Linked DNA regions of Mus musculus: all the other regions are linked to region 2. A link is a loop called in an ENCODE intact Hi-C map of the cell type or tissue named here. Cell type or tissue: left cerebral cortex. All regions are shown on one strand.

Region 1 (8,000 bases), 58 kb before region 2:
CTACTACCCAGAGAGGGAACATGGCTTTCATAGCATGCTTTGTAGGCCTAGATAAAAACGTTGTTCAATACTTAATTATGCTTACTTTATAACTGTTACCACAAATTTAGTTTAACGTAAAATTGGAACTATGTTAAAATTCTCGTATCTAGTTTTTTTCTTTGTTTTACTTTGTTTTAAGTTAGGTTCCTACTATGTAGTCCTGGCTGTCTTGGATCTTGCTATGGAGACCAGGTTGGCCTCAAACCTACAGAGCTTGGCCTCAGTCTCTGCTTCTGACTCTGCCCCTTTCTGCCCCTGCCTCTTCTGCCTCTCCTGAGTGCTGAGATTAAACGCATGTGCTCCCATACCTGCCTAGATTCTTTTTTTGTAAGTTCAGTCTCGTGTAGCCTAGGCTAGCTTCCAGTTTGCAGTGTAGCCAAGGCTGACCGTGAGCTTCAGCACCCGCCCCCAACTTCATGGATTGCAGGTGTGTACCCCGTACACAGTTGTATGTGATGCTGGGGGAATGGACTGGGGACTTTGAGCATGCCAGGTGAGTATTGCCTACTGAGTTATAGCCCTAGCCTCAGACAACATTGTAACTCAAATCTGTTTCTCCCCACTCCTCCCCCCCTTCCCTTCCCCTCTTGCCCAGTTTCCTTTTCCTTTCCAGCTCTCTTGAGAACATTATAGGCTTTTAACCAGGCATACTGTTGTGAACCTGTGACCCTAGCCCTCAGGAGGCTGGAGACAGACATACCAGGAGTTTGAGGCCAGCCTGGGTTACGTAGTAAACCCTGTCTCAAAACAAACAAAAGATAAAATAAAATGAACAAACGAAAGACTATTGTAGCCTTCTTAGCCCCAGTTTCCCCTTGTGTGTTTCGTACATACAGGCACACATAGGTACACAGGCCCAAGGTTGACTGATATCAGGGATCTTCGTTGGTCACTCATCTAACTTACTCTTTGAGAGAGACTGTCAGCCAGATGCAGAGAGAGCATCCCAGGATGGACAGTGTCACTAACCACCTTGCTCCAGGAACTCCTAGTCTCTGCCTTCCAAGGCTGAAGTTACAAGTGGGCTGCCACACTCTCACCTTGCATTTTGTGGGTTCTGGGGAGCTAAACTCTGATGATCTTGTAAACACATTAACTGCCGTGCCATGCCGCCTCACCCCCCCCACCCCACCCCCAGCTTTCCTGCTACATATTTTAACTTCAGATATGATTCCTGCTACATATTTTAACTTCAGACATGACCGTATTTAACCTACCCAGCAACCTGAAGAGTTACATTAGTCCCCACTTCACAGATGAAATTTTCTGAGGCTCTGGGAGATTAAGTTCTTGCCCAACTTACACAACCAAAGAACAATGCGTATTGGATCCTTATTTGATTATAGTTCTTAGTTTGTTGCCTATAAAAACATACCCCTGGCCCCAGTCACATGGAACCACAGTCTCCCACAATGCAGGAATGAATTATTAACCAAAGCCAATTGGTGGCTACAGGTCACAGTCTCTGAAACCCTGAGTATGAAGCAGGCGGGTGAACACGTCTGGGTCTGGTGTGCCAGTGGCTTTTTCAGTGTCACTGTGTCTCCTTGTCCCTATGTAGCTTTACGTTTGGTTTAGATGTCATCAACTTCCCATCTCTCTATCTAATGCCTACAACGACGAGCTTGCAGAGAGAAAAGCCATTTTAGAGGCTTCAGTCTATAAATGACTGTCTTGCCTTGAGCTTGTATTGAGGCGACGACAGATCTTGACAGGAGTATGTGACAGAGCAAAGCTGTTCACTTCATAGCCAGATGGCAAGAGATGAGAAGAAAAGGCTGGGGTACCACTCTCTCCTTTTCAGGAAGCACACCTCCAGTGATCTCACTGCCTAAGGGCTCCATCATTTCCTATAGCACTCAGCCAGGAGCCAAGCTTCTAACACATAGGCCTACAGCAAAGAGTCTAAGAAGAGAGCAATCATCCAGGTTAAGGAAGAGATGGTCAAAGCATCACCCTTCCTGTTCCATTGTACCTCAGCTTGCTAATCTGTGGAAAGAAGGCAAAACAGTCTCTTGGGCTTCCAGAACTGACTGGAATGAGGAAAGAGCAGACAGAAACTCGGGAATATTAGAATGAGTATTTTAAGGCCAGGGAGATAAATATGGCAGCTGTGTAGCCTGCTGGCCTAAATTCCCTTTCTAAAGCCCAGCAGTGGTACAAAGTTGCAATTCCTGCTGCATGGTGGGAGTCACACAGTAACAGAACAAGAGAAACCCTATCTTGGGCTAGAACTGATAACCAAAAGTTGTCCTCTGACCCCCACATGGGCGTGAAAACATGTGATTATTCTAGACAGAGGCAGCACTGGGGACACCTGGAAGTGGCTGTCTCGGGAAGCCACTGATGCCATGTGTTAGTTTCCTGGCTCCCGGTTCTCTCGCTGAACCCCTGGACAAATGGTGTGTGGTGCAGTTTTCCAGCCTTGACACGCCTTGGCTGCTTCAGTTACGTGATTTGTTTATCTGTCTGATTTTGCCACTAAGGCTTGGGTGATGACCACCAGTTCACACCCTACCAGTTCACACCCTACGAGATGGGGCCTCCGAGAGTTATTATTGCCAAATGATCAGTTTGAGCAGCCCGGCTGAGGAGAGCCAGCAGTGGGTGCAGGCATTTGAGATCCAACTCAATCAGCAAATAAATGCGGCTTGCTGGCCCAGACTGCTGGGGCTGGAGCGTCTGTTGCTCTAGAGCTCACGGGAGGCCAGCTTTTCAAAGGGCAAGTGGGCATGACAAATAAAAGACAGAGCCAGGACAAAGACCAGAGCGGGGCGGGCCAGCCAGCTACAGGTGGAAAAGCCAGAAGGGGCTGGAATCTGAGTCACAGAGCCAAGACTTGGCCTTAGAGCTGCTGTGCAAACTCTCACCTGGAGATGCAGAAACCCAAGGTCCAGACAGAAAGATGACTTGCCGAAGTCACTGCCACGTTAGAGGTAAAATATTTGGACTAGAATGTAGAGACCTCCCCCCATATCCTTACCCTGATGCTACTGTAGAACAGCTTCCCCTTCCCAGACAATCAAGGCACAGAATGTCTGGATCTGCAGGAATGGGGAGTTCGGAAAATAGCACATCGCAGCAGTGTTGGGAAATGCAGGCTAACGGACTGTGTCTCTGTCTCTCGTCTTCCTTGCCAGGTACACCAAACCACTCACCTTCGCTGACTGCATCAGTGATGAGTTACCGCTGGGATGGGAAGAAGCATACGACCCACAGGTCGGAGATTACTTCATAGACCACAATACCAGTAAGTTCTCTGCCTCCCTGCCCCTCCCCAGGCCCCGTCCCCACGTCTGTCCCCTTCCCTTCTCGAGCCCACCTCCACAGACGCACCAGCCGAGCCTTGAAGGCAGATTGTGTTTTGTTTAATGTAGACTTAGAGATGTCTGCGCGGATATAGATAGATAATGTATGCTCTTGTGAAAACAACAGTTCAGAAGGTTTTTTTTAATAGAATCTGAAACTTCTCTCAGCTCTAGCCTGCTCCTCAGTTTTAGAGGCTGACAGTTTCTCCTTTATAAAGTCAGCATATCGTTTCTGTAATATTGCCAATCGTGTGTTTGTACGTGTGCCTACATACATATTTTTGCATATGTTTATGAATGGCTTCTTTTCCCATTAAAAAAATAGCTGCTCATAAGAGTATCTGAAGCCCTAGCAAGCTTCTAGCTTGCTAGATACTCCTAGCATCTTATGTAGATGTATGTAAGTCCTTAGTAGATTAACATGTGAGCCAGCCGACTTTCATTTCCTATGTGTGACCATAGTAATCAATCTAAGATGAATATCTCCACTATTGCTCTCGCCTTCTGGGACCGTGACGGGGGAACTGTGAAAGACAGAAGTGTGTTGTGGTGGGAGAAGTGGAGGAGAACAGGGAAGAGTTGCCTAGCTGAAGAGAGATGCAGAGGGGCAGACTTTCCCCATCTTAATGCTAAGTCTTTAGAACCGTAAGATGGTTGTTATCCTTGCAGGCAAGAGGAAGACGAAAGGGAATGGGATTAGTCTGGCACAGTCTGAAGGCTGATAATAGGCCACCAACTCCTAACTCCCCTCTGCATCCTGAGTGTACACTCTTGCTGTGTGCTGCAATAGAGTCTCAGTAGGCAGTGTCGTACTCAGCCCCTGTGGCTGATTATCTTCATCTTACTGAGTTTTAGAGGTATCGATTGGCTGCTCAATACTCAGAGATAAAACCTGGCTGAAGCTGAGCATGGTAGTGCACACCTGTAATCCCAACCCCAAGAGGCTGAGAATGAAAGTTATGAATCTGAGGCCAATCTGGAAAACAGTGACGTTTCCAGTGTAGCTTTGGGCCCATCTCAACAAGGGGGAAAGGAGAAAATGTGGCTGACCTGGGATTTGAACTGATGCCGAAGGATGGAGTTGTACTTCTGTTCTTCCACTTCCCCTTCTAATTTTCCTCTACCTGCTATCACTGTCTTCTGGGGAAGCTGCTGTGTCTAATTCTATCCAGTTCTAAGCCTTTCCCGAGGAGATACACAGTAGTTGTGCACTTAACCCTTGCTAAGTAGAGAAGGGCCTATGTGGGTGGATGCATGAATAAGTAGATGAATGAGCGGACTGTGTTGGCAACAAAACATGGAAGGGTATCTGAGAGACAGCTAATGGCGTTAATGTCATTGTTGAGGATAGGAAAGGATTTTATTAGCACTCATGATTGCTTACCAGCTAATGAGAAGTAAATATGCCTAATTGAGTGTGTATGGGGAATGAGGTCAATGCTTGGAGGGCTGCATCAGATGCTGGGTTAAATGCTGATGGACCGGAGCCCTAATCAGCCCTACCCTGTTTTCAAATTGCTGAGAGCATCCCCCTCATTAAAGTCTCATGGCAGGAGTGGGATTTTAACGTGCTTCTGGGAGTTGCTGGAGAAACAGAAGGGAGGGGGGACCAGCAGGCTGTGGCGGAGCTAATTCTCCAGGGGATGATGGCAGAAGTGGGGTGCCTGTGTCTGTGTGTGTGTGTGTGTGTGTGTGTGTGTGTGTGTGTATGTGTGTGTGTGTACGTGTGCACATGCTGAGGGTAATAAGATGAGACCAAGCGGGAAGATGTTATCTGGTGGTTTAACCAGCTCACAGGCTTTACCTTTGGTTTGGAAGTAGTATTGTTGGCTGGAAGATGCTGTATCTGGAGATGGCTATATTGAGACAAATGCAAGGTGAACATTGCAGCTTTAATCATTCAGAGCTATGAACCCGGAGCGGTCTTACGCATATATTCTGTTCTTGGGCAAAATTCTTCACTAAATCTGTCTTAGTTTGGTTTTTGTTGTTGGAACAAATACCCTGACCAAAAGCAACATGTAGGTCAGAGGATATTTCAGCTTACAGCCTACAAGTCCATTGTGAAAGGATATCAGGGAAGGAGCTCAAGGCAGGAATCTGGAGGCAGGAACTGAAGCAGAGATCTGAAGGAATACTGTTAACTGGCTTGTTCCCCATGGCTTGTTCAGTGAATTTCTTATCCAACCCAGAACCACCTGCCTAGGGATGGTACCACTTACAGTGGGCTAGGCCCTTCCACACCACTAGCCCCACAGACGTTCCTACAGGTTAATCTATGGAAGCAATGTCTCAGTTGAGGTTCCCTCTTCTCAGACAATTCTAGTTGTCTGACATAAAACTAACAAGCAGATCCATTTGGAACTGGGCTCTACAACTCTGCATTTTGATTGGTTTTAATTTTCTGTAGTGGTCTCCTGTTGCAAAGAGAAGTTTTCTTGATAAGGAGACTACACTTGTCAGTGGGTATAAGGATAAATGTTTATACATTGTTGTCAAGGATTATGCTAATTTAGTAAATTAGTGGCTGTAGATTCTCCTTCCATAACCAAGACTTCATTAGCACTGAGTGGTTACCCTCTTGTTGGTCGGATCTTAAATCCAATTAGAGAGCAGTTAGTTACCACCAAGGCATTGTGCCACTACTGCCCCCTTAGGGTTATCATGCCATGCTGGGTAAGACTGCTGGCTGCCTCCTTGCTTTGGAAGCTTGTATGTACCTACTGGTACAATAAAGCTAGTCTTCAAGGAGAGGACATTCAGGTCAAATCCAGTTCCAGGGTCTCATTTTTTATTTTTAGTTAATTTTTTCATAAGCTTAGTCTATTACTTGGCTAGTTTTAATTTGTAGTTCTTTGCATAGTAACAATGTTGAATGTTTCCCAGATGTTCAACTGTTTTTGTTTTTTTTTTTAAAGCTACTCTTCATGTTGTGTCACACTGTCAGAAAATACTGTGTTGCTAACTTTGTGAAAAGCTAGTGTGTGGTGTGTATAAGAAACAGGAGGGATGGGTATGTTGGCACAGGCCTGTGATCCCAGCACAAGGGGTAGGAGAGAAGATGCAAAGTTGCTGAGTGTAGTAGTTGTATACCTTGCATGGAGAGTGTGTGTATAGGATGAGATCTGGAGCTTAAGATGGAGTGAAGTGGTTGTCTACAATAAACTAAGATACTGTCGAGGTGGCTGCCTTTTTGTGGGGAGAATAAAAGCCAGGGAAGGATATTTTTGGTCGTACACTTTGTAGTATGCTTAACTGTTCAACTTCTTCATAACTTGATACAGACCGACAACATGGATAACTTCAGTAAGAACAGGAACTGAAAAAATTAGCCAGGATGATCTTGAAGTGCCTACTCGGGTAGGACACTATATATTGTGAGGAACAACCATGGCAGCTGTGGGGCTAGGCTCTAGGGGGCCACTTTACAGAATGACTAGTTCAAAATCAGCAACATTTAACATGATTCCAACAAGGGACCTTCTGAGTGCCTGGTTCCCCATAGAATAGTGTTGTTGGTACAATTGCTTTCCATATGGAAAAGTGGTAGAGGAGGGGACTCTTTTCCTCTATCCCTACCTCACACCATATGGGAAAACATTAAAAACAACGGGCCACAACCCTAAACATAAAAGCTAAAATTATAAAACACCTAAAAGAAAACACAGGGAAAACCAAGCCTGCTGTGATAGCATAATATGTCTGGTCTCAGCAAAGGATACTATACTTCATCTTAGCTACAATCCTGAGATGTGAGGGTTCCGGCATTAGAGAGGTTGGAATGAGCAACCACCTGAGACCAGAAACTCAAGATCAATTGCAGGGGGGGAGGGGGTGGGGGGAGGGTAAGGAGAATGAAGTAGGAGAAAATCTAAAACATTTTGAGACACACACACACATATTTGGACAATACACCAAAAACATTAACCATCAAATGTAGTTTAGCTTCTTCAAACTAAAGCCTTCTCTCTCTCTCTCTCTCTCTCTCTCTCTCTCTCTCTCTCTCTCTCTCTCTCTCTCCAAAAGATGCCTTTTTCAAAAGAAACTGGCAGTGTAAGCCAGAGATAAGGAAAAAATATAAATTAGAAACTGAGGCATAAAACATTAATACCCTTGACCAATAATTCCTCCTGGGACTCAGAGTATATAAAGGACTCTTACATCAAGAAGCACAAATATATGCTTACTATTTATCATGTTTTTATACAAATATATCACTGCCTGAATTTTAGAAATTATGTTTATGATAAATTAATATGGGAGGAATTATTGGTCAAGGTTATTAATGTTTTATGCCTCTGTTTCTAATTTATATTCTTATGCTATTATATTTTATATTGCTAACAGAGTACAGGATGCCCATTCATGTTTTTTGAAACTGATGAGTGCTTGTCTTTCCTTTTACACTGAGCCATAGCAGATGGCCTTAAACCTCTATTATGCCCTTAACCTATTCCTTCTTTTGGTTCTTCTCAGACAGAGCTTGGTGTTCAGTTTGAAAACTGATCTTAAGTTGTTTTTTTGGTTGTGTGACAAATCCTGGTGGAATTGCTTTGCCATGTAGTGAGTTTAACCCATTTATATTTATTGGCTATAATATACTCATCAAGATAAACTCATCAATATAAAATGACGAGTCTCTGTACATCA
Region 2 (8,000 bases):
TGCGGACTGCCTGATGAGACCAAAACAATACTTCCTGTGCTGAGTGACCAGAGGCCAGATGTTTGGCTGCACCAGCCTTTGGGATGCTCCCTGTGTTCTCTAGGAGGGTGACTTGGCTGGGATGCCTGGTAGGTATGGTAGCACCCAGGATCCCTGCCGACCTGGCGGACTCTGTCTCTGTAGGACGCTGTGTCTGCCTTGCTAGAACAGACAGCCGTGGAGCTAGAGAAGAGGCAGGAGGGAAGAAGCAGCTCCCAGACGCTGGAGGGCAGCTGGTAAGTGGCACATCCCCTGGGGCTAGACACAGAGGTCCCACATGTAGGTCATGGGCAGGTTCCCCTGAGAGCATCAAAGACCTGCGCTTGCAGTCGCTAGCTTAGCACAGTGGCACCTAAAACCCTTCCCCGGTTTGTGTTCCGTGAGTCCCCTGTGCCTTGCTCCCTCCTGATGTTTTTGTTTGTTTTGGTATGCCGACATTTATTTGTGCTTAAAGCCGACAAAAACAAAAAGCAAAAACAGTCACAGAGGCTCACATCTGCAATCCCAGCACTTGAGAGACGTATACAGAAAGATTGCTGTGAGTTCAAGGCCAATCTAGATGACACACAAAAAAGAAAAATGGGGGCTGGTGAGATGGCTCAGTGGGTAAGAGCACCCGACTGCTCTTTCGAAGGTCCAGAGTTCAAATCCCAGCAACCACATGGTGGCTCACAACCATCTGTAATAAGATCTGACTCCCTCTTCTGGAATGTCTGAAGACAGCTACAGTGTACTTACATATAATAAATAAATAAATCTTAAAAAAAAAAAGAAAAAAAAAGAAAAATGTAAGCTCTACTATAGATTTTAAATTTAAATCATTTGCCGTAAATTGTGCAGTAAGAATTGTACTTGCTTGCTAGGAATAGATGGAAGGAATAAGAGAAAAGGGAAGATTCTGGGTTGGGAATGAAGCTCACTGGCAGAATACTCCCCACACCTCTGTTCAATTCCCACCGCCAGAAGGAGAGGAAGAGGGGGAAGTTGTTGGAGTTTCTTTGTTACTTAAGAATAGGAGGAAATAATTTAATCTTCCAGTCCTCAATGATGCTGGGAACCCAGGCTTTGTCCTCCCCACCCCACCCCACAGCCACTGCCCATGCTTGCTGTCTTCACCATGAGACCTCATTATTGAAGCTGCTTTATAAGGACAAGATGACCGTTGTATGCCCTGCCATGAGGCAGTCATCCACCAGGAAAGATTAAAGATGGATATGCTTGTGTATCTCACAGCCCAGTTCTTCTGCAAGGCACATAGAGCACCTTCCACGTGTTTCTCCTTGGCTCCCCTTGTCCACTCCACTGTGAGGGAGATGGAGAAATGATCACTGTTGCTTAGATGTGAAAATCAAGTCTCTGCCACTGAAGCAAAGAGGCAGGAATGGATCGGAGGCAGAGGAGCTAGCTCCACCTCAGAGGGGAGCTGGAGAAAACCAACAGCTTCAAGGCTTGGCCCCTCCTTATATTTAAAAAGAAAAGCAGGGGTTGGGGGCGGGGGGCATCGAGCTTTGCTGAAGACCTACTCCATAGAGAAGACGGGCCCCACTGTGTGATACAGTGTTCCATACCATGAGGCTCAATGCTGCCGAACTCTTTCACAAGGACAGCAAGATGGCACCACACGCAGCAGCAGCCAAGACCTCTGCTAGGGTCTCAGTGCTGACTTTGTAAAGGGTTTTTTATTTGTCTGTTGTCATTTGAGACAGGGTCTCACTTTAAAGTCCCTGCTGTCCTGGAACTCACTATGTCTATATACCAAACTGGCCTTGAACTCCACCCCCCACCCACCCCAAACCCCGCCCTGAGAGCCACCTGCTTCAGCCTCCCCACTGCTGGAATTAAAGGCATGTGCCACCACATCCAGGTATACTTTTAAAAATCTACATGTAGTAGGGTGATAGTGACACACACCTTTAATTCCAGCACTTGGGAGGCAGAGGCAGGCGGATCTCTGAGTTTGAGGCCAGCTTGGTCTACACAGAGAAACCCTGTCTTGAACACCCCCACACACAAGTAATCGGCAAGTAATTATTGTACACATGCAGGAGACAGCTTCATAATTTAGTAGCTGCAGTATGTCATGGTCACTTTGTTCTTCCAGCTTTTATTCTGTTTTTGAGATAGCACCTGACTATGGAGCCCTGGTTAGCCTGGCAGTCACTCTGCAGACCAGATTTCTGGATAATCCTCTAACCCCTGCCTACACTATGCCCAGTTTCTTTTAATCATTCTTATACACAGCCAGACAGTGCAATTGCATGGCAGAACTTTCCTGTCTGAGTCACGTGGTGCTCACCATGTCACCTCTCTTCTCTTGCAACTACCATTCTCCCTCCTTATCTGTGAGGTCAACTTTTTTGATTCCATACATAAAAGATAGGGGCAGCGTTTGTCTTTCTGCACCTGGCTTCTTTCCCTTAGCCTAAGGTCCTCCAGGTCCTTATCTGTTGTCACCGGTCACGTGTCAGCTATCATGGCTGACTAGCGTTCAGTGTACACAGACCATGCTTGCTAGTGGATACCTTGGCTGCAATGAACAGGGGCTGAGCAGACGTTCTAGTGCAGTCAACACCTAGAAGACACACTCAGTACCTCTTTTCTGTGTTATCATTGTTGGAGTCCTGAATTCTGTAATTGATCTTGGAAGGAGCCTCCCCCTACAATCTTTAACTCCAGGGGCCACCGTATGTTTCCGGGACAGGACCAGATGGTAAATACCATCTGCTGTGGCTACACAGCTTCCGCTATGTCTCTCAAGTTACCTCTACCGTATGAAAGCAGCGTATGAAAGGACCATGAGTAACTAGCAGCCAAGCCTGTGTTCTATCAACAGTCCCATCTATGGATGCTGGAGCTGACATTTCTTAGTACTTGTTCATGCCTCAATAATCGTTGCCCTTTCTATTGAGGTGCTTTAAAAATGGGCTGGGGAGTGTGGGTGAGTTGATAGATACTTGCCTAGCATGCACAAAGTCCTGGGTTCAATTCCCCAGCACTCCATGAACTCGGTGCGATGCCACATAGCCTGTAATTCCAGTGCATGCGCTCTGGAGGTGAAGGAAGGGGGATCAAATTTCAAGGTTATCCTTGGCCACATAATGAGTTCAAGGCTAGCCTGGGATACTCTGAAACGCTGGCATCACCTAAAAATAACTATAAAAGCAATTCACAGCTTCAACTGCCCAGGAGAGAAAGCAGCAGGCTGGACTGGGCCCACTGGTGAGAGTTGCTGACATACACACTCTTTTGCCATCTCTCCCTGTGATGAAGAGCATACCAGGCCACTGGAATCTTGTATTCTTTTGTTTCTGGGTTGGTCACAGTGTCCCTCTCACTCTTTCTATCCCTGGCAACCCCTATGCTGACAGTCACCCAACCTAAGGTCTGATGCCAGAATCAGCCCAGGTCCCCTCTCCCCACACCCTGGCACAAGATCAGTGCTTTCTCCTGAATTCCAAGCTAATGCTGAGACTTTTCAAGCTGTCTCCTAGCAACCACCTTCTGTTCTTGCTCCCCTCGTGGCCCCCTCTCTCCCCACCCCCTGCCATTCACACTTCCCAGATGCCAGCTTACAAAGAGGGCCAGGCCTCCCAGAGCTTCTGTGGTGGGGTGGGTCCATCTGCAAGCTCCCTTTCCGGGGCCTGGAGGTGGCTTTTGATCCTGGGGCGATCATTGGCTTCGGTGCACCTGCTCCGCTCTGGAGTCCAGTGGAGGTCTCCCGAGATCACCCCTCGGCACTAGGGCACTTGCAGTATTAAGGCCCAGTGCATCTCTGCTACCCTCGCCCCCTCTCTTTTTAACCCCTTCATCGCAAGCCTTCAGAGGAGCATAGCTCTCCCTTGGCCTGTTCTGTGGCAGTGCTGGCCTCCAGCTCTCTGAGATCAGGTGTATATCGCCACAGACAAGTAGAAAACTGCATTTGTTTCTTTTAAACAGTCACAGGCAAAACAATACTTGTAGTATTAGAAACCGTAGAAGAGGCAGTGGGGTGGCTCAGTGTGAAAAGGCGCTTGCTGCCAAGCTTGGTGACCTGAGTTCAATCCCCAGAATCCACACGGTAGATAGAGCAAGAGAATCAATTCCTGGGAATTACCCTCTGTCTCCCACAAGTGTTCTGTAGCATGCCCAGACCCTCACTCACATACATGTGTACACACACACACGATAATTAACCAGAAAGAAATCACAGGAAAACATACATTGTCTCAAACCTTGGGAGAGTAAAGGCCCAGATGTGTGTCTGTCTGAGGCAGTGCTCACACGTGTCCCTGCTGTGTCCCTGAGCCCGAGCATGTCACCTCTTAATACATATGTCACATTCTCTGGTAGGAATTATTAGACAGGAACATGCACTTTCCAGCATTTAACTGAACTACTGTGCTAACCTAGACTATGTACATTTGGGGCTGGGGATCCAGCTCAGTAGCAGAGTGTTTGCCTAGTACAGAAGTCCAGGGTTCGACCTCCAGCACCGCCTGAATGAAGCCAGTGTTCCTGGCTTGACAGATAATGCCACTAACTTGCCTACGAATCGAGCATCGCTTGCTCACAATCTCACTGTACTTGGAGAAATGTCAGCTGGCGTTTTTCGTTTGTTGCTTGGTTTGCCACTGCAGTGGGTGAAAGATGCTGTGTGTGTTGTTTCTCTGCACTGTTGAGATTGAGCTCAGTCTTCCCCCCTCGCCCTCCCCCCCCCCCCCCCGCACTCCCCCCCCCCCATGTTCCTGGAACATTTCAATCAGATTCACAGTAAAATAGCAGAGACTAGCCTATCAGTCAAGTGTTCAGTTGGGCTAAGCCACCTAGCTGCTCCCTGTTAGCAGCCTGTGACACTGGGTGAGGCTGTCAGCTCATGTACCTGTGAGGTGACCACACTTCCCCCTCAGCACTGTTGACTTTCTCAAGCAGCCAGGAAGGGCTGGTGAGTGAGTGGCTCCTGCAGGCTGCTCTCGATGTTGGTTACCTTGTGGATCTGAGTGTCTAAGGCTATCGAGGCTACCGAGGAGACAGGAGAGCAAAGATCTCCTTGTCAGAAGTTCCCTCCTTAGTGGGGAGGAGTTTCCATCGAACAGAGGTTGACTGTCCCCACTGGGGAAGCCTCCGGGAGAGGCTGTGTTTCCCCACAGTGCACCTCACGGTAGACTGTGTGTCACATTCTGCTTTGGCTGGGATTCTAGTGGCTCAGTATGGTGATGCTGCTTCACACAGGCCAGGGCTTGGCAGCCATGGACATCTTTGAGAAGTCAAGATGTCAATTACCATCCAATATATGCAGCCTATTAGTCTCACAGTTCCTTCCAGCCCTGGAGACCAGGGGACCGGGGACAGGATATGTCACCAGAGTACAGGCTGTTCAGCAAATGATACTGAACACTTAGCTGTATGAATGAGAAATTTAATTTTTATTCTTATCTTACCTCAACCAAAGGTTAGTCCGGTTTGGGCCACAGAACTGAAGCGTCAGAACAGAAATGATAGGAGATTCTGTTGGCTGGGATAGAGCTCCGTGGTAGGAAGTTGGCCTCAGCGTGCCTAGGGTCCTGACCTCAATCCCAGGATAGCCATAAAGAAATAAGTAATCAGGTCAGGTGCACACCTCTGATCCCAGCAAAGGCCGGCAGATCTCTGAGTTCAAGGCCAGCCTGGACCACAGAGTAAGTCCAGAACAGAGAAACCCTGTCTTGGAAAATAAGGCAAAAGGAAACAAACAAAAGGTAGAACGAACCTTATCCACCTGATGGGTATCTTTATAAAAACACGCGAGGAGTCACCAGGCACTCATGATCACAGAAAATACCAAGTGAAGACAGTGGGAAGGAGCCTTCCTCTGCAAACCAAAGAAAGGGACCTCAGGAGAAGCCGTACAATCTGTGTAGCCTTGATCTTGGGTATCAGCCTCTGGAACTGTAGGCAACACAGCTCTCGGGTGTTTCACTGTGGCCACCTTAACCAACAATGCAATATCTAACAGAAATGACAACCTGGCTCCCTACCAAACACTTGTCTGCAGGTGTCCATAGAACTTTGGTCACGATATGTGAGAGATGGCCGCAGTGGTCACAGTATGTAAGAGATGGCCGCAGTGGTCACGGTATGTGAGAGATGGCCGCAGTGGTCACGGTATGTGAGAGATGGCCGCAGTGGTCACGGTATGTGAGAGATGGCCACAGTGGTCACGGTATGTGAGAGATGGCCTCAGTTTGGTATTCAGAGATTGATGAGGTGCTAAGCACCCCACATCCAGTGGAATATTATGCAGTAATAAAAAGGAAACGGGCTGCTGATGGTTGTAGGGCCTAGAGGAACTTCACAACACACTAGCAAAAGCCGAGGACACTTGAGCATGAGTTGTCTGAGTCTTCTTATAGGAAACTCAAGAAACATCTAATTCAATCTGTAATACCAGAAAGCCCACCGGGGGCCACCAGGGAACACAAGGGAGGCTAGGTGGCTAGGGTAGATAGAAGGGCACTTTTCTCATATGAAATGTTCCATATCTTAGCACCCCCTTCTGGCTTCTATGGGCACTTGCACTCAGATGCACGCATTCAGACAAGAATGCACACATACATGCACACACACACACACACACACACACACACATACACAAATTAATAATAGAATCGGTTTTTTTGTTTGGGCCCTAGAGATAGTACCTGGCACATCAGACATGCTAGGAAAATGCTTTGATACTAAGCTCCAGCCAGCCGCATATTGAAGGTTCTTTTGATAAATACCCTTAAATACCCTTACAATCATAAGTCTTAGAGACCCTGCCTGGATGCACTTCTGCGCAGGGAAATAGAGGCTAAATGGTGTCTGGGGAAAATAACCATAGCATTATGTCACCACAGGACGTACGAGGAAGAGGCCAGCGAGAATGAGGCAGTCGCTGAGGAGGAAGAGGAGGGAGAGGAAGATGTCTTCACTGAAAAGGTCTCTCCCGAGGCAGAGGAGTGCCCAGCATTAAAGGTAAAAAGAGGCAGTCAGAGAAGATGATCTTTCCTCTGTGTCTGGGCTGTCAGAAAAGGCTCTTGACCTCAGGGGACAGCTCTCCACGTGGGCACTGTGCTCAGAAGTGGCAGTCCCTGTGCCTGATTTGGAGACAGCGGTGCACTAGAAGGGGCTGATGCGCCCCTACCTTTCCTTCTGTCCTCTGTGGAGTCCCCGTTTCTCAGATCTCAAGCCTTGCAGTCTTAGTTCGGAGCCCAACTATGCCCCTAAGTAGACTTGGGTAGCTAGCTTCATTCCCATCCAGCCTCCATTTCATTATCTATAAAATGCACAGGGTAACACCAGCCTTGAGATCTCCTGGAGCCGAGATCTGTATTGTCAGTGCCCTCGGGAACAAAACAAGTACTTTTTCTGACTCCTCTACACTGGGATCTCCCACCAGAGGGCGCTATAATCACACTCAACATGTGCTGTTCCTGCTAAGTTTCTGGGCTGTGCTTGTGTCTATTGCCAGTAGCTGCTATATGTAGTCAATAGAGAACATGATGGTTGGTTGGTTGGTTGGTTGGTTGGTTGGCTGGTTGACTGGTTGGTTGGTGTTTGTTTGTTTGTTTGTTTGTTTTGACAGGATCTCACTGTGTAGCTCAGGCTGCCTTGAACTCAGTTTCCTGAGTGCTGGGATTATAAATTTGCGATACCATGCTTTATCATAGACCTATTGCCAAAAGGAGTTTTGCTAGTTGCCTCCTTAATTCCAGAAAAATATCAGAGTACTGGCTAGGAGCATTACTCTGGGGGCTAGGAGGTCTTGGATGTAGCTGGTACTTAAGTACGCACACTAGGACCTGAGTTCCGCTATGGTTTACAGGAGCTGCTGGGGCCAGCATTATGAGAGCCCAAGAAGTTCATCTATGACTATGGCCAAAAGCGAAATAATAGAAGTGGGAGTTGCCAAGTAGACCAAGAGAGGGCTCTGAGACTTGGGGGACAATTGGTGTAAAAACTGA
Region 3 (8,000 bases), 120 kb before region 2:
TGTGACCCTGACATTTCTCATTTCTAGATCTCTGGCTCTGTTGGGAACCCACGAGTGAGAACCCACTGGAGAGGTGGGGGATGGAGCTCAGTTGAGAGAACATTTTGCAGGAAGCCCTAGGAGGAGGTGGTAGTAATGAGGGGCACAGCTAGGTGTGGTGATACATGCCTGTAATCCTAGCATTCAGGAGGTGGAGACAGGGGGATCAGGTGAAGACCCTTCTGTTCAGGGTCTTCCTCACAAAGTGAGTTTGAAGCCAGCCTGGGCTACATGAGAGCTCGTCTTTAAAAAAAACAAAACAAGCAAAACCAAAAACAAAACAAAACCTCACTGGAAGCCGACTCTTGGAACCTGGGCCCTGTTAGTAGAGTTAGTCGTTTGGCTTTCCAAGACTCAGTTCTGTTCTGTGGAATGGAATCAGTAAGAACAAGGGCTAGCCTCATTGGGCACAGCTTGTTTTGCAGCACTGTATTAAGCATTGAGGACCCAGAGGTAAATTAGAAATGTCTTCTGAGCCAGGCTTGGTGGCACACGCCTTTAATCCCAGCACTTGGGAGGCAGAGGCAGGCAGATCTCTGAGTTCGAGGCCAGCCTGGTCTACAGAGTGAGTTCCAGGACAGCCAGGGCTACACAGAGAAACCCTGCCTCAAAAAAAAAACAAAAAAACAAAAAAGAAATGTCTTCTGCCTAGACTCTCCTGTTGCCAAAGTTTGCTCTACCCAGACTTTCTCTCTGGCTTTGTTTTGTTTTTTTGAGACAGGTTTTCTCTGTGTAGCCCTGACTGTCCTGGAACTCACTTGTCTCTGCCTCCTAAGTGTTGGGGTTAAAGGTGTGCACCACCACTGCCCGGCCTGGCTTTGAATGTATTTTCTCAACCTTGAAACCACCAACTCCAGGGCACGGTTATGAACCTCAAGTAACACGTGACTGAACAGAGGGGATGTTATTGGCTCAGTCACCGAACATAACAGTGTGTGGTCTCCAGGACCCGTGGGTCGGACGGTATGAGGTAGGGAGGTATAGTCATGGAGTGGGAAGACAAAACCCAGGAGAGGTTCTCCAAGCCTCCAGTCCTTTAAAGCATGCAGATGCCAGCCAGAAACCACTTCTGAGATAGCCAGCTTTCTCTCCCTATCTTTCACTGTCTCTGTTTCTCCATCATTCCTCCTACTATTTACTTTATTGGTTTTATTGTGTGTCTATGCACATGTGATTGCTGGTACCTTCAGGCCAGAGGTGTAAGAGATACAGGCAGTTAGGAGCTGCCAGATGTGGGTGCTGGGAACAGAAACCATGTCCTCTTAGAAAGTAGTACATGCTCTTACCCAGTGAGCATCTCTCCAGCCTCCCTCTCTTTCTCTCCCTTCCCCCACCACACTCAGTTTCCCCTCCTCATTCCCCGTGAAATGCTGCCCCATCTCTTTACTTATTCATTTATTTACTTATTTATTATATATAAGTACACTGTAGCTGTCTTCAGACACTCCAGAAGAGAGCATCAGATTTTTTTATGGATGGTTGTGAACCACCATGTGGTTGCTGGGATTTGAACTCAGGACCTTTGGAAGAGCAGTCTGTGCTCTTAACCATTGAGCCATCTCACCAGCCTGCCCCATCTCTTAAGACATGTGCGGAACCTGGCCTTTCTTTTTTGCTGCAGTGAACACTGACTTTAAGATCATGATAACCTGCTGGCGAGATGGCTCAGTGGTTAAGAGTGGCGAATGCTCTTCCGAAGGTCCTGAGTTCAAATCCCAGCAACCACATGGTGGCTCCCAACCATCTGTAACAAAATCTGATGTCCTCTTCTGGAGTATCTGAGGACAGCTACAGTGTACTTACATATAATAAATAAATAAATCTTTAAAAAGGGGGGGGGCTGGTGAGATGGCTCAGTGGGTAAGAGTACCCGACTGCTCTTCCGAAGGTCCAGAGTTCAAATCCCAGCAACCACATGGTGGCTCACAACCATCTGTAAGGAGTGTCTGAAGACAGCTACAGTGTATTTACATATAATAAATAAATAAATCTTAAAAAAAAACAAATTAAAAAAAAAGATCATGACAACCTGTGGTGTTGTCTCCCATGAGCTGCCTAACAGTGAATGCAAATGCAGACTGGGTGTGGCTGGTAGTCTCTGCTCAGCCCCAAAGTTATCCATAGTTCCTAAAAGGAAGACCAGGAAGGCTGCCTGTCTCAGTTTGGATTCCTGTGGTTCAGTCACCTGCAGAATAACAACCAACTCAACCTATCATAAGGCTCAGCAGCTTTTACCTTTGGCGTGCTTGCCCTGGGCCTCTGAATGCCTAGAGATGATTCACCCGGCATTGCAGGGGGGCAGGCCACCATCTGTAGATTACATCACCCTGCTTGCAGCTTCTGGGAGATAACCTGGGATCCTAAGGCCTAAGCTTTAAGGAACCAATTGCTGTTCCAAGGCATGGTCTAAAGGTATAGAGGAACAAGCCACTGGAAAATGCCAAGCGGTGGGCATCTGGCATACAACACATTCATCCAGGAAGCTTGGAAAATAAGGCACACACACACACACACACACACACACACACCCTAGTTGGATGTGTCATAAGCAGACAAGCGTACTTTTCAGGAAGGAAAAGACATGGGTTGTCTGTGTTTTTTAGCAGAAAATAGTTCAGTTGAGCCACACTTTATAAAAGTGTGCTGGTCATCAGATCAGCCAGGGTGCTCCACGTGGACCCCTTGGTGATAGCTTAATCCCTTATTTTTCTCATTTCTTTCTTTCTTTTTTTTTTTTTTTTTTTTAATTTTTTGAGACAGGGTTTCTCTGTGTTCCCCTGGCTGTCCTGGAACTCACTCTGTAGACCAGGCTGGCTTCGAACTCAGAAATCCACCTGCCTCTGCCTCCCAAGTGCTGGGATTAAAGGCGTGCGCCATGATGCCCTGCTTCTCATTTCATTTTGCTCTTCCCAACCAGGTGGAGGGACTCTTCATTATCACATTTTTCTCAAGGGAGAGGCAGGAGGATGCTGAGCTCAAGGCCACCCTGGACTGCATAGCAAGAATCTAAAAAAACATTACAAACCCTCGATCTAAATACAATGAAGCATTAATGGTTGACCCTTCAACCATTGGTTTCACCGGTGCTAGGGTGCTTGTGTCTCTTCTTAGCTCCATCCCTGGCCATCTTGAAGTTCAGTGTCCTCATCTCCAGAACGAGGAGAAGTACAGTACCCTATCCAGGGCTTTGTCGTGAAGATTAGCTGAGATCATACTTGAAAACGCAAGCCTCGTATCAGATCAGCACGTGTTGGAAGTGATGGTTCGTTCACACTTGTGATCTCACACTTGGGAGGCAGAGGTAGGAAGGGGAGATAACCATAGTATAAGGCCAGGCAGAGCGAGGTCTCCCAGGCAAAAACTCAAAACAGATTGGCTGGTTTGGTTCAGTGAGGATGCATGCCTGGAGTTTGATCCTAACAGAACGGGGGAAGGAGGGCACTAGAAGTACTTATAATTGTGAAGGCTTTGCCCATCACAGGAAGTCTGGAGGGAGAACTCCCCAGCAGTTGGGTGGGTGGTGAGGACCTCCCTGAGATCTGAGATCCCTGGCTTCGAAGTATAATATTGATGGGATGGAGGAGGAGCTACACCCGTCCCCTATGTCCTCAGGGCATTTAGATTTGAGGAGCCCACCCTAAAACGCCTTGTGTATCAAACAGGGGATCCCCACACAGTACAGGGAGTTAACTGGTTACTCCCCACATTAAGGGATTGATTCAGACAAGGCGCTGGACTTCGTTCTTCCAGTCCAGTTTCCTGCCTCAGGCACAGTTACATTTGCACTGGGGGAAACACCAAACCTAAGAGGGAACTTTTTCCCCTTAATTCAATATTGCTAATGTCTCAAGACATTTACTTATTCTTGTTTCAGGGTTTGCCTTTTCTTTTCTCCTTTCTTTTCTCCTTCCTTCCTTCCTTCCTTCCTTCCTTCCTTCCTTCCTTCCTTCCTTCCTTCCTTCCTTCCTCCCTCTCTCTCTCTTTCTTTCTTTCTTTCTTTCTTTTCCTTCTCTCTCTTTCTCTCTCTCTCTCTCTCTCTCTCTCTCTCTCTCTCTCTCTCTCTCTCCCTCTCCCCCTCCCTTTCCTTCCTTCCTTATTTATTTATTTATTCCCCCCCCCCGTGTTTGCTAGTTTGACTCAGCCTGGAACTTTTGGATTTAAGTAATCCTTCTTCAGCCTCTTGAGTAGCCGAGAGACAGGTGCACTTCACTATGACTGGCAAAATATGTCCTTCCTTCTCCTCCCTTGCCACCCGCTGGAAGTCCTCTTAGGAAGCAGATCCATAGCATTCCTAATTTTAGGGACCCTAAGGAAAGCCAGCTACATTTGCAAATTACGGAGAGGAGGGTTGAAACAACACGGGGAGAACTGAATAGGAGGAAGACAGATGGTGTGAGTGCTGGGGGGGAAGGGACGAGAGATCCTGGAAAACTTATGTTCGCCGATTTGCAAGAATGTTTTCACTTAACCACTTCTTGCCTGACTCCTGGTTCTCAATCACAGAAAACAGGGTGTGTCAAGATTTGGGGCCACACGCGCCAAGAGCCCGGACACTCTGGCGTAGAGAGAGCCTAGCCTCCTGGGGCAGAACGGGGTGGTCGGCGATTGGGACTGTCCCACGAGGGGGCGCGTCTCGGGCTCTAGGACCCGCCCTCGCCGCGCTGGGCGCGGGGAGGAGACCCGGGAACCCTGGAGCCCGGCGCTCCGCCTCCCGTTTCCGGGGCAGCGCAGTTACCTGCACCGCCGGAGCCACACCTGGCGGAGGCAGAAGTCTCGGGGCGCGCGGCGGGGCTCCGGCAGAGGCTGCGGGCGGCGGCGGCGGCGGCGGCGGCGTGGAGCGCAGCGCGCAGCGGCAGGGGCAGGCAGGCGGCGGCTCGGGCCGCTCTCCTGGCTGGCTGGCCGCGGACTCGGGCCGGCTGGGCGCCGCGGCGGGCGCACATGGCAGCGTGAGAGGCGGGCGGCGTGGGGCTGGGGCCGCAGGGCCGCATGGACAGAGGCGCCACCCCGGCCGGCCCCCGTTAGGGCCCCCGATCCGTGGGCGCCACTCCCCGATCATGCTGCCTCGGCGGCCGCCTGGACCCAAAGCGGCCAGCCCGAGCCGCTGAGCCCCGTGGCGGCTGCGAGCTGCATGGGGGAGCGCGGGCCAGGCTCGGGAAGATGCCCCGGCCGGAGTTGCCCCTGCCGGAGGGCTGGGAGGAGGCGCGCGACTTCGACGGCAAGGTCTACTACATAGATCACAGGAACCGCACCACCAGCTGGATCGACCCGCGGGACAGGTAGGACCCGGAGTGCTCCGACCCGGACCCGGCACCGCGCCTGGGCCGCACCTGCCCTTAGTGTGCAGGGGGACTCTGCGTGTCTCTTAACAGGTCTTAGTTTGCCCCCTCTACATCCTCACCCCTCCTTGAGCTGTACAGGAGTACAAAGCTCTGAAGAGCTGCAGAGAGGGGCGGACGCCAAGCAGACTGCCGGCAGCCAGTCCCAGGTGGAGGACTTAGGCCCTTGTAGCACCTGCCCAGAGTTTTGACCTTAAGCTCTAGCAGGGTCCCCGGCTCATTTAGAAAGCGACGTCTGGCCAGGGTGAAGGCAAAGACCAAAACCAGATGAAGCGAATCTTCCCTGGGAACTCCCTTGGCTGAGGAGGGGTGATCTGGCATGGAGGGGTGGTAGGGAGCCCACGGGTCGCTGGGAAACTACTGGAGGAAGGACATTCTGGCGAAGAGAAAGCAGCTTTTTTGACAGGTGCTTCGTTGGCTGCCGAGAAAAGCTTTGGAGCAAGTCTGGGGAAGCCGGAGGTGGGAGGGGAGGGAGGGAGCGCGGGGGAGGGCAAAAGAGGGAGACTGGTTCTCCAGGAATCTCACAGCAAGTTGGAAGCTGTTAGGATGCAGATAGAGGTGAGAGGCCTCTGGCAAAGCCCTGCCTGCCCTAGCCTCCTCTCCTCCCTTCCTTCTGGGGCCAGAGGCTTCTCCACAATCCTGACCTTGGTGGGCACCTCGCTGGGTGTGCGTAGCATGAGCTTTTCCTGAGGCAGGTAGTCTTATCATCCCAGACTCCTTCCCACTTTCAGTTACTCACACCTGGCCCACATCTGCCCAGGAAGGAGGGGAGTCGTCCTTTGCCAAGAAGGAGTGTGGTCAAAGTATCCTAGGAATGTTAGATTTTCACTTGGTCTGTGACCTTGGGGGTTTGGTGCACGTAAAGCCACCCAGGATGAATTTTTTGAGCCTTTCATTTTATGGGGTTCAGATGAAGGGGATCTGAGACATCCAGAATGGGGTGTATAGCAAGATGAGGGTTAAAGAAAAACGTAGGAAGCAATGAGTTCACTTCCTCATGAGTTCGTTCGTTCATTCATTCATTCATTCATTCATCGTTTCTTGAGTTCCTACTCTGCTCAGCGCTAGTACTACAGAGTGTTAGACAGGCTGCTTTGATCTTTTGGCCTCAGTTTCCCCTTGTGTCTGATGAATGGTTTGCTTGGGAAGGAAGGAGTGATAGTGGAAACTCAGAAGCTAGACAGACAGGCCAGCCAGGGCTACACAGTGAGACCCAAAAGTTGGAAAGTTTTTAGAAAACGCAAGCCCAGTTCCTTCCCACATGCCTCACTCCACCTCTTCCCCCTCTCTTTCTCTGTGTGTGTTTAATAACGGTGTGTATGCCTGCTTGACAGTGTGTGTGCATATGGAGGTGGGTGGACAATTGTTACAGTCTAGTAGCTCCTTCCACTTCACAGCCTCCGTTTATCAAAGTCAGGGGTCAGGCTCAGGGGCAAACCGCTTAACCCACGAGCCATCTCACCAACTATCAACTCCAATTTCCCCTTGCTTGTTTGTTTGTGTATTGCTTCAAGATAAGATCTTACTGGGTATCCTTGGCTGGCCCAGAGATCTACCTGCCTCTGCCTCCAGATGGTTGGGATTAAAAGTGAGCACCACTTTACCCAGCTTATTTCCCCGTGTTTAAACGTAAGAGAAAAATCTGGAACCCAGAGATGTGATTTGCTCCTAGTGTTTGGCTATTTCCACTTACAAATTGTCCTTGTGCTCTGCCTTTTAACCTCTAATCTTGTCTAGTTCTCCCCAGGCCTCTCAGAGCGAGGTACTCCAGGGGGCTTTGTAACTGTGTTGGGAAGCTTGGCAACTTGTTACCCCTTAGAACAGACAACTTCAAGTTTATGTGTCCTCCAGCATAAGTCCCTGCAGCTGAGCCCAGGGTGCTGTGTGAGCCCAGGGTGCTGTGTGAGACAGGGTGCTGTGTGAGCCAAGGTGCTGTGTTTGTGGATGAGCACTGCTTTGCCAGCCTTGATGATGACCGAGCATCTGAGAGAATAATACAACATAGAAAACTTCTCAAAAAATGCCAGTCATGCGTTGCCCTTGGAAGAGGGCAAGTGGGTAGCTTCCCAAGAACTGATTTGACTAGAAGGTAATAATATGCCAGGTTGTAGAGGTGTGTGCCACATGTGTGGCTTTCTGGCTACCTGAACTGTTGCTTAATGCTTGCCTTTACACCAAGTCATTAAAAAATGTTTTTTTTTTTATCATTTTTACTCATGGGAAACTAGCAATCTCTAGTGCCATCAATAGAAAAGAATCTTTAAAAAGATACACCTCTACGTTGCCTACACTACTTACTATGAATCACCGTCTGCACCAGGCCAGGCCCAGCAACCTCTGCGTTCAGCAGACTGCCTTGGTGAGATGTCACAGCCATAGCAGTGCTTGCCGGAGCTGCGCACAGTCTTTACTTTTGCCTGCCTCTCCATCCCGCCTGCACTGAGTTTCTATGAAGCCCCGAGCTTGGGGTCAGGGCTGCAGATCACTCTTGTGGCCAGCCAGCCTTGAGAGTTTGGGGGCACAGCTTCTCCATCTTTAAAATCTCTTGTATGCCTGGTTAGAGGTTGTCCCTTTTAACCCTGCCAAGGTGGGCATGGGCTCGTAGCTTAACCTAGGTGAGGTTTG

The links. Hi-C counts contacts between places; a loop is a spot of excess contacts. Peaks named below come from ENCODE experiments on the same cell type or tissue, not always from the same donor. Only the 100,000 strongest peaks of a DNase experiment are listed, where the experiment ranks them.
Region 1: it touches region 2 in a loop (2.1-fold over the local background); 2 of 42 quality-filtered maps call a loop at or near these places.
Region 3: it touches region 2 in a loop (2.5-fold over the local background); 4 of 42 quality-filtered maps call a loop at or near these places.

The regions. Positions count from the first base shown.
Region 1 is chr11:35,910,468-35,918,467 of GRCm38, reverse strand. Wwc1 (WW, C2 and coiled-coil domain containing 1) reads left to right here. Exons shown (of 23, transcript NM_170779.2): 2 at 3,183-3,292. Among named protein-coding and RNA genes, the nearest start is that of Wwc1, 66 kb to the left of the region's middle. In left cerebral cortex, no CTCF peak of the experiment used is centred here; DNase peaks (open chromatin) are centred at 1,826, 2,581 and 3,361.
Region 2 is chr11:35,852,371-35,860,370 of GRCm38, reverse strand. Wwc1 (WW, C2 and coiled-coil domain containing 1) reads left to right here. Exons shown (of 23, transcript NM_170779.2): 17 at 184-275; 18 at 6,894-7,011. Among named protein-coding and RNA genes, the nearest start is that of Rars, 22 kb to the right of the region's middle. In left cerebral cortex, a CTCF peak has its summit at 7,434 (motif pointing right); DNase peaks (open chromatin) are centred at 203, 2,796, 3,503 and 7,428; H3K27ac peaks cover 782 bases.
Region 3 is chr11:35,977,286-35,985,285 of GRCm38, reverse strand. Wwc1 (WW, C2 and coiled-coil domain containing 1) reads left to right here and starts at 4,759. Exons shown (of 23, transcript NM_170779.2): 1 at 4,759-5,315. The coding sequence starts at 5,197. In left cerebral cortex, a CTCF peak has its summit at 4,662; DNase peaks (open chromatin) are centred at 5,786, 6,741, 7,236, 7,723 and 2 more places; H3K4me3 peaks cover 2,787 bases; H3K27ac peaks cover 2,199 bases.